2 separate regions of the Homo sapiens genome follow, and region 1 is linked to region 2. A link is a contact called in ENCODE Hi-C or POLR2A ChIA-PET data. All regions are on one chromosome and are shown on one strand. Each heading gives the region's core, a stretch centred on a gene start or an enhancer-like site at or near the end of the contact. The rest is flanking DNA. Distances are from core to core; before and after follow the strand shown. Region 1 has its middle 31 kb from the start of KCNK10-AS1. Region 2 overlaps GPR65 (G protein-coupled receptor 65).

Evidence for each region. A loop is a pair of places that touch in the nucleus more often than their neighbours do. ChIA-PET counts read pairs that join two places held with the same protein, here RNA polymerase II (POLR2A). Pooled maps may share reads with other maps.
Region 1: a loop to region 2 is called in a map of Calu3, with 6 times the contacts of the local background. The contact joins two enhancer-like sites. A Hi-C loop is called at or near these places in 1 of 168 maps with a recorded cell type or tissue (Calu3) and 8 of 50 pooled maps. POLR2A ChIA-PET finds 5 or more read pairs at or near these places in 2 of 52 experiments (CD4-positive, alpha-beta memory T cell and activated T-cell).

Annotation. Positions count from the first base shown.
Region 1 is chr14:88,127,695-88,131,983 of GRCh38, reverse strand. No RefSeq gene overlaps it. Among named protein-coding and RNA genes, the nearest start is that of KCNK10-AS1, 31 kb to the left of the region's middle. Within about 2 kb of position 2,008, at least 6 of the 41 ENCODE cell types and tissues checked have a DNase peak (open chromatin) inside an H3K27ac peak, as active enhancers do.
Region 2 is chr14:88,010,847-88,015,314 of GRCh38, reverse strand. GPR65 (G protein-coupled receptor 65) reads right to left here. Exons shown (of 2, transcript NM_003608.4): 2 at 504-4,468. The coding sequence starts at 4,467. The coding sequence ends at 3,454. Among named protein-coding and RNA genes, the nearest start is that of GPR65, 7.9 kb to the right of the region's middle. Within about 2 kb of position 1,399, at least 2 of the 41 ENCODE cell types and tissues checked have a DNase peak (open chromatin) inside an H3K27ac peak, as active enhancers do.

The DNA.
Region 1 (4,289 bases), core at 759-3,258, 120 kb before region 2:
TTATCTGTCATCACTCTTGTACCTAGAGAACCCAGAAGTAGGCACTGAGTAGAGTGAGGTGATAGGAAAAGACAATGACTCCTCCCCAGATGCTAATTTCCAAGCAAGACTGAGCTGGGTGGGGAAAGAAGTTTTAATTGGATGCAGGGTTAAAGTTTTGATTAAGACTGATCTGGATTAGATTTTTAAGAAGACATTTATGCAGCCAACAGACACATGAAAAAATGCTCATTATCACTGGCCATCAGAGAAATGCAAATCAAAACCACAATGAGATACCATCTCACACCAGTTAGAATGGCAATCATTAAAAAGTCAGGAAACAGCAGGTGCTGGAGAGGATGTGGAGAAATAGGAACACTTTTACACTGTTGGTGGGACTGTAAACTAGTTCAACCATTGTGGAAAACAGTGTGGCGATTCCTCAAGGATCTAGAATTAGAAATACCATTTGACCCAGGCATCCCATTACTGGGTATATACCCAAAGGATTATAAATCATGCTGCTATAAAGACACATGCACACGTATGTTTATTGCAGCACTATTCACAATAGCAAAGACTTGGAACCAACCCAAATGTCCATCAATGATAGACTGGATTAAGAAAATGTGGCACATATACACCATGGAATACTATGCAGCCATAAAAAAGGATGAGTTCATGTCCTTTGTAGGGACATGGATGAAGCTGGAAACCATCATTCTGAGCAAACTATCTCAAGGACAGAAAACCAAACACCGCATGTTCTCACTCATAGGTAGGAATTGAACAATGAGAACACTTGGACACAGGAAGGGGAACATCGCACACCGGGGCCTGTCATGGGGTAGGGGGAGTGGGGAGGGATAGCATTAGGAGATATACCTAATGTAAACGTCGAGTTAACGGGTGCAGAACACCAACATGGCACATGTATACATATGTAAAAAACCTGCACGTTGTGCACACGCACACGTACCCTAGAACTTAAAGTATATATATATAAAGAATGATCTGGATTAGATTTTTTTTAACTCCTGAAGATGGGACAACTTATTAGCGGCTAAAATGGAACTGAAAGTGATGCAATCTGTCCTAGGCATTGGTGGGAAAAAATAAAAATATTTCCTGATTATATCATACCCAGTTAAACTCTGTACCAATCTGATAAAAATCCACATTCCATATATACCAATGCAGCTTTCTTACTCCCTTAGCTACATTGGTTTTATTCTGAAGACCTACCAAGACAGCAGTAATTTCAGGCACAAAATGTCTATCTCCACTCTGGATATTTAAAAGTAGGCAAGAATTCACCCAAGGGGGAGAGAAACATAATGCTTTCCAAGGCAAAAGTATCATGAGGAAGTTCCATTACAGACGGTCTTGCCCTCTGCAAAGCCAGGAGAAGACTCTTTGGGCTCTGGCTGAATTTTTTCCAAGATAGTTTTCATCCCTTCTCCATGGACTTACGTAGCCCCCTTTGTCTCCACTGGGGTGACCAATCCAGTGCTTGCTGAGCCCGCTTTCTTCACAGGAAGAATCACTTTAAAGGATCAAGTTGAGCTCCTTATTGGAACATGGACAGCCACAAGCCTATTATGCCTTTGGAAACATTTCTGACATCTTCTATTGAAAACTCCTGAAAATAATCTAGAAACTCTCTTTCATTATCTATATTCATACCAAGAATCAAAAACAGACAGGGTTTCACTCCACGAGCATTTAGTAGACTGATACTTAAACCCAGACAAATGAGAAATAAGGAAGCCTCCACAGCTTCCTTCCTGAATGACAGAATAATTTGTGCTAATGGTTGGGTCTCTTCCTCTCCCACAAATTGCTTCACTTGGCCATATCTCAACCTGAAGACCATTTTCTTTGGTTGTGTGCTGGTGGCTCCACGTTAAATGTCTTAAGAGGATATTTTTTTAAAGAATAGGAAGGCACTGTTCAAGTCCCCAGGGACTTATCGGAGCTGTTCTTTGTCAGTCCTCTCTTCTGTTGATGACAGAGTGTTGCCTGAGTCATGCTTCCTCCTTGCAGAGGCAGAGACAGGAGAAACAGATGAGCAGGGTTTCAGAAGTGAGAAATCTGAAGTTCTCTTTCCAAATCTGCCATGGACTTCCAACAAAACCTAAGGCTCAAAGCCAAGTATAGCCATGAGTAATTTAAAGCTAGAGGGAGCTGCTGCATAGAGGGCATTCAGAGCCTTCCTGGAAGCTATGCTTATGCTCCCTCTTGTTTTGAAAGAAGTCAGTTCCTAACGCCCAAATTCTAGTCTATAAAGTTTTTTTCTTAATTTAAAATGCTTAAAATCTGGCTTTTGTTCATTTCATTTTTTTTTCCTCTCTGGAACTAGTCAGATTTCTCATTACTAATGCAATATTTTAAATTCTTAAAGGTTGAGTCAAACTATTTTTTAAAATAATATGGAAAAAGCATGGGAAGCATGTTCTTGGCTCCCAAAAGCAGAAAAATTTAGCATCTGGAGGAACCACTGCAATGTGTGGCCAGAAAAGACAATGGATGAAGTCATCTTGGTTGGCAGTTCCTGGTTTTGCAGGAACCATAGGATAAAACTTGTAAAAACTTTTTTTTTTTTTAACTGCAATTTCTTGCTTGAGGGCTCAAGGTCTGTTTTTCCTCATCCTGCAAATTCTTTTTTTTTTTTTTTAAACTGGACTTTCTTGCTTGGGGACTCAAGGTCTGTTTTTCCCCATCCCATCAAAAAATCAACCTTAATTTAAGAGGCCTGGTTGGCCAACTCATACCTAGATTTGGCTTTGGTTGATACTGAAAATTCCTGCAGCAAATGTCTCCTGTTTGGCTCAAATTAGTACATCTCCTTTACTTTTAAAGGCAGGGAGTTGGGATTGCTACTTTTGTTTTAAGCAACTGAGAATGAAGGGGAAGTTGAAACATAGGTACTCCATGAGGGAGTGAGTCTTGAATAGAGACTTCTCAAGTAGCCAAGAAATTGGGGCAAGGGTCACTGAAGGCGGAAGTCAGCCTGCATTCATGACAAGCACCTCCAGTCTCCTTGCTGGCATCAGAATCTTGCATTGAGCCTGCAGCTTTCTTGGCTAGCTGACACTTTTCTTAGATATTTTTATTTTGGGAGAGCAGACCCATCCAGATATCCCCAAGTGATCACTGGAGTAGCCCATTGCAAACAATAGATGACCTAGATTCACTCCACTGCTGGCTTTCTGAATTCCAATTGTCATGCTCTCTGAAAACTTCTAACTATGATTGACCTAACATGTCTGACAGCTGTAAGTATTAATGCTAGTTGAAACATTTCCTGGATTCATCATGTCCTCTGGGGGCTGTGTCTTAGCTTCTGGCTGCTGTTTTGAGTCTCTTGTTAAGGGTGTCTTGACCTCTACAACCAAGTCAGTTCCCCTAGTTTTCACAGTGCTAGCCTCTCTGTTCCCAGTAGGCTACAGCTAAAGGTGTACAGTATGCCTTAATGTTACTTCCATCAGAGTAGTGACACATAGGGGATGCATCCAGAAAGAAATTTTTTGAGAACAGTAATTTTTGAGAACTTCAGAAATTTTTCCATTAGGTGGCCTCTACTCTTGGGAATCTGTGCAGAGGCAGAATTTCAGCTCTTTAGATTATGTACTTAAAAAAATCTACAAGGAAGGTTCCAAGATGGGTGAATAGGAACATATCCAATCTACGGCTCCCAGTGTGAGCAACGCAGAAGATGGGTGATTTCTGCATTTCCAACTGAGGTACTGGGTTCATCTCACTGGGGCTTGTCAGACAGTGGGTGCAGCCCATGGAGCAGGGCAGGGCATCGCCTCACCAGGGAAGCACAAGGGGTCAGGGAATTCCCTTTCCTAGCCAAGGGAAGCCATGACAGATGGTACCTGGGAAATCGGGACACTCCCACCCTAATACTGCTCTTTTCTAATGCTCTTAGCAAACGGCAAACCAGGAGATTATATCCCACACATGTCTCAGAGGGTCCCACACCCACAGAGCCTCGCTCACTGCTAGCACAGTAGTCTGAGATCGAACTGCAAGGTGGCAGCGAGGCTGGGGGAGGGGCACCCGCCATTGCCAAGGCTTGAGTAGGTAAACAAAGTGGCCAGGAAGCTCGAACTGGGTGGAGCCCACCACAGCTCAAGGAGGCCTGACTGCTTCTGTAGACTCCACCTCTGGGGGCAGGGCATAGTGGAACAAAAGGCAGCAGAAACTTCTGCAGACTTAAATGTCCCTGTCTGACAGCTTTGAAGAGAGTAGTGGTTCTCCCAGCACTGAGTTTGAGATCTGAGAACGGACAGACTGCC
Region 2 (4,468 bases), core at 150-2,649:
TAAAGGGAGACTCTTTCTCTTTAACCTTACTTTCCCATATAATCTTAAAATTTTCCACCAGGAATACAAATAGCCCTAAAGGTTTTAGGAACTGAATCCTGAGGTTAGGACAAACTGTAAAACTGCAGCATTTTTAGTTTGTTTGATTAATTAACTTATTATTTATTTATCCAACAAACAATTGTGATTACCAGTGAGAATACCCTTAAAATTGTCCTTTCTGGAGATCAGAACAAGAATTGTTTCTAAATTTTCAATCGAGGTTTCCAAGTTAAATTTTTTGTTAGTGTCAACAGTCTTGGAGGCAATACCAGAAATTTTAGAGTAATTCTGAAAATAATTCTTTTAGAAGGATGCTTACAAGCTCAAGCAAATATCTAACAGCTTTCAATGAAATGCTGAGAACTAAAGTTAATATTTTTAACAGTATTGGCAAATCAAGTCATTGCAGGGTAAGCTTTCTTGCTTGTGTTAGATTTGAAGTTCAATGAACACACATTTCCTAGATAAAGAAATTTATAATTTTATTCTAGAATAAAATATAGAATTTTTATTCTCACATTGAATGATAATATGGAGACCTCTCTAGCTCATCCCTTTATGGCTATGTACCTGGATTGCTTTTTGAACATCGAATTGTAACATTATTTGAGGAGTCACAATCTATTTTTTAAATAAAAATGCACCGGTGCATCATAAAGAGCTTCAGAAAATTATAGGCAAAAGAAAAGTAAATTACAGGCCATTATATTTCTAAAATATGCAAATGCTAGTAAATTAGAACATGATTGTATTACTGTTCTTTGCAGGGAACAGATTTAACAATTCAAATACAAGATGTAATTTTTTAAGTGCTGAGATCTAACAATAAATTAGAAATTAAAATTATACATATGTTGAGTTACAGCTTGAATTTCATAGATAATAATTTCATAATAGTAGACAAAAATGCAAACTGCATATAGCTTAAATGTTCTCTTTCTATTTATATGAAAGTTGGCCACTCTTTTCTTACATGGGTAAGATAAGTATACAAAGACATATTTTTAATGCTATATCCACATTCCTGCAAGAATTAGACAACTTAACCTATGTTCTTTTACATATGGGTGGAACAATTTTCACCAGCTTTTAAAAGTTTGGAAAGACACATGGAATTTAAGCCAAATGAAATGACCTGATGATTGCCGAGCTTTCCAGAGAGAAGAGAAATGAATAGTGCAAATGAGATTTCAGCATTTTCCCCATTCATTTCCAGTTCCTGGGAGGGACTTCTTGTTTCTTGGTTGACAAAATATTATCCTGGGTTCCTCCGCTCTTCTGGAGTGGCGGCTAGTGGTGAACTATTAATAAGAGGTCCCGTACAGAACACGATCGTCACCTAGTGGCCACAAACAAAACTCCTGCATGGCTTTTCCTGGCCAGCCACAAGTGATGCAGTAAGAACAGCATCTTTGGAAGAGAAAAGAGGTACCATAACCCCCACATCACTTCCCCCTCACCCCAGATTCGATCCATTTTCCCATTGCAGGCTTATGACTCAGCCTCCCAAGTAGCTGGGATTACAGGCACATGCCACCAGGCCAGGTCTGGCACATTTTTGAATTTTTAGTAGAGACAGAGTTTCATCATATTGGTCAGCCTGGTCTCCAACTCCTGACCTAAGGCGATCTGCCCACCTCAGCCTCCCAAAGTGCTGGGATTACAGGCATGAGCCACCGCGCCCGGCTCAATATTTTGTTTTTTAATGTGAGGGCACCTCATGTTATCAAGACATTTGCTATCTGATCATTTTGGGGGGAGTGGAAAGAACAGGCAAGAAAAGGAAAGCAAAGAGAAAAGGAGAAGGGTAGAAAAATCCTTAAAAATATTTTGGTGAGGAAAATGTTTACTGAGTGTCTATTTACAACGAGGCAATTTACACAATGAGGATTCAAAAGAATATGTTGTATCAAGACTCTCTTTGCCAGGCATGGTGGCTCACGCCTGTCATCTCAGCACTTTGGGAGACCTAGGTGGGATGATCACTTGAGGTCAGGAGTTCGATTGAGACCAGCCTGTGCAACATGGTGAAACCCCGTCTCTACTAAAAATACAAAAATTAGCTGGGCATGGTGGTGGGTGCCTGTAATCCCAGCTACTTGGGAGGCTGAGGCAGGAGAATCGCTTGAACCTGGGAGGTGGAGGCTGCAGTGAGTGGAGATCGCACCACTACACTCTAGCCTGGATTACAGAGCAAGACTCTGACTCAAAAAAAAAAAAAAAAAGAACTCTCAAAATATTCTAACATTCTAAGTCCAAAAAGAAAGATATAATAGAACTATTTATTTGTCTATGCATTAAACTTCTGGTAATTTCAGCTATGTTATACCCAGTTATAAATTAAAAAGAGATCAAAATAAAACTCAGAGCCTATTTCCTTTTCCTTTATATAGAAATCTTTCAAGCTCGGTGACTAGGCTTTTGAACTAATGTAAACTTCGTGAGGCTTCATGAGACCATTTCTTTCATAGCCCCAGTACTTAACTCAAAACCTAGTTTATGGAATGGATTCAATAAATATTTGTTAATGAAGCCAAGTGATTAGATAAACAAAATGGAGTATAACCATGCAACAGAATACTATCAGGCCATAAAAAGAAATGAAGTGCTGATACATTCTACACATGGATAAAACTTGAAACCATTATACTAAGTGAAATACGTCACAGTAGGCCACATATTGTATAATTCTATTTATATGAAATGTTCAGAGTAATGAAAATCCTTAGAGACAGAAAGTAAATTAATAACTGGCATGGACGGGAGAGCAGGGAGCGACTGCTAAGAGTATAAGATTTCTTTGGTGGGTGATGAAAATTTTTTGAGTGTGGTGATGGTTGCACAGCTCTGTGAATATACAAAAAATCACTGAATTGTACACAATACAAAGTTGAATTTTAAGTTATGTAAATTTTGTGTCAATAAAGCAGTTATTTTATACAAGATAAAAAAATAAAGATTTGTTAATGAATGAGGAGATTAGAAGCAGTATTCAGTAGCTGGGGTTGTTGGAGACCGGTACACAAAATTAGGAGACCTGATGGCTGACACCCTGGAGTCCAAAGAAAGAGTGAGAAAAATCATAAACCCAGACACAAAGGAAGAAACAGTCCCCTACATACTTTACTGACTCTAAGGGATTATAGCACAGATACAAAAACAATTGGCATTAACAATAAAGACCCTGAGTCATTAAGAAAATATTGATCTTTGTTTAATATACATCATTTAATAAAACGCAGGGAGGGAGCTGTACAATGCAGTTTTAAGATATTTTTATTGGACTGGATTAAAACATCACTCTGAGAACACTTAGTCCCCTCACATGCTAGATTTCCTTTTCAAAATGTAATCTTGATGATATAATAATGCATAACTTAAACTTCCCTTCCCTTCAAAACATCCTTGGTTCTACTCAAGGACCTCTAATTCCATAGTATCTTTTGTAGACACAGAAAGTATGCGTTTTCTTTGTCTTTGTGATGTATTACACCTCCCAGTGCAGAATTTTAATATATTCCACATATCATATCTTCCTGTTTCGGTTACAAAACAGTACAGAATTGGATCAGCAACACAATTTAAACTTGTTAATGCAACCGTGATTCTATACATTGTGTAAGTTCGCTTCCCAGAATTGCTGTGGTCTTCGAAGTTCACAGCATGCTCTAAAATGCAGCGAATCAGCAACATCACATGAAAGGGAGTAAAGCATAAGACAAAAGTAACTGTGATGCTGACAAGTAGTTTTATGATTCTCTTCTTTTCCTTGTTTTCCGTGGCTTTATTGTGCCGCACAGCTTGGTAGACTTTCCGGTTGCAGATCAGGATGGTGACCAAAGGTATTGCATAGCCTGTACACGTCCTGAACAAGTTGAGGTTGATTTGCCATTTCTCTAAAGGGTATTTGTCATAGCATAAAGTAAAATTAGACTTTTCGGCATCGCAATATTCAACAACTGTTTCATCTTCCCACAACATGACAGCATTGAAGATGGTTTCCAATATCCAGATGGACAGGCTGACCATGAGTGCAAATCTTCTTGTCCTTAGGAAAAAAAACTTCAAAGGGTAGACAACAGCCAAATACCGATCAACGGCAATGCAGGTGAGGAATGCTGTGCTGCTGTAAAAATTCATGTACATGAGAAAAGCACTCCCTTTGCACAAGGCAGGAGAGAAAGTCCAGTTGTCTTTATTCCAGGTATAATCAATCCATAAAGGGAGAGTTAATGCATAGAGTAAATCTGATAGTGACAAACTGAAGAGGTAAATTCCTAGTTCACTTTCCTTCTTTGCTTGCAGGAAAGACACACACAGAGATCCAATATTGGCTGGAATGCTGACTATAATCACAAAGATGTAAACAATGGGAAACAAATAGTGATCCAGGTCATGCTGTTCTTCAATACATGTGCTGTTCATT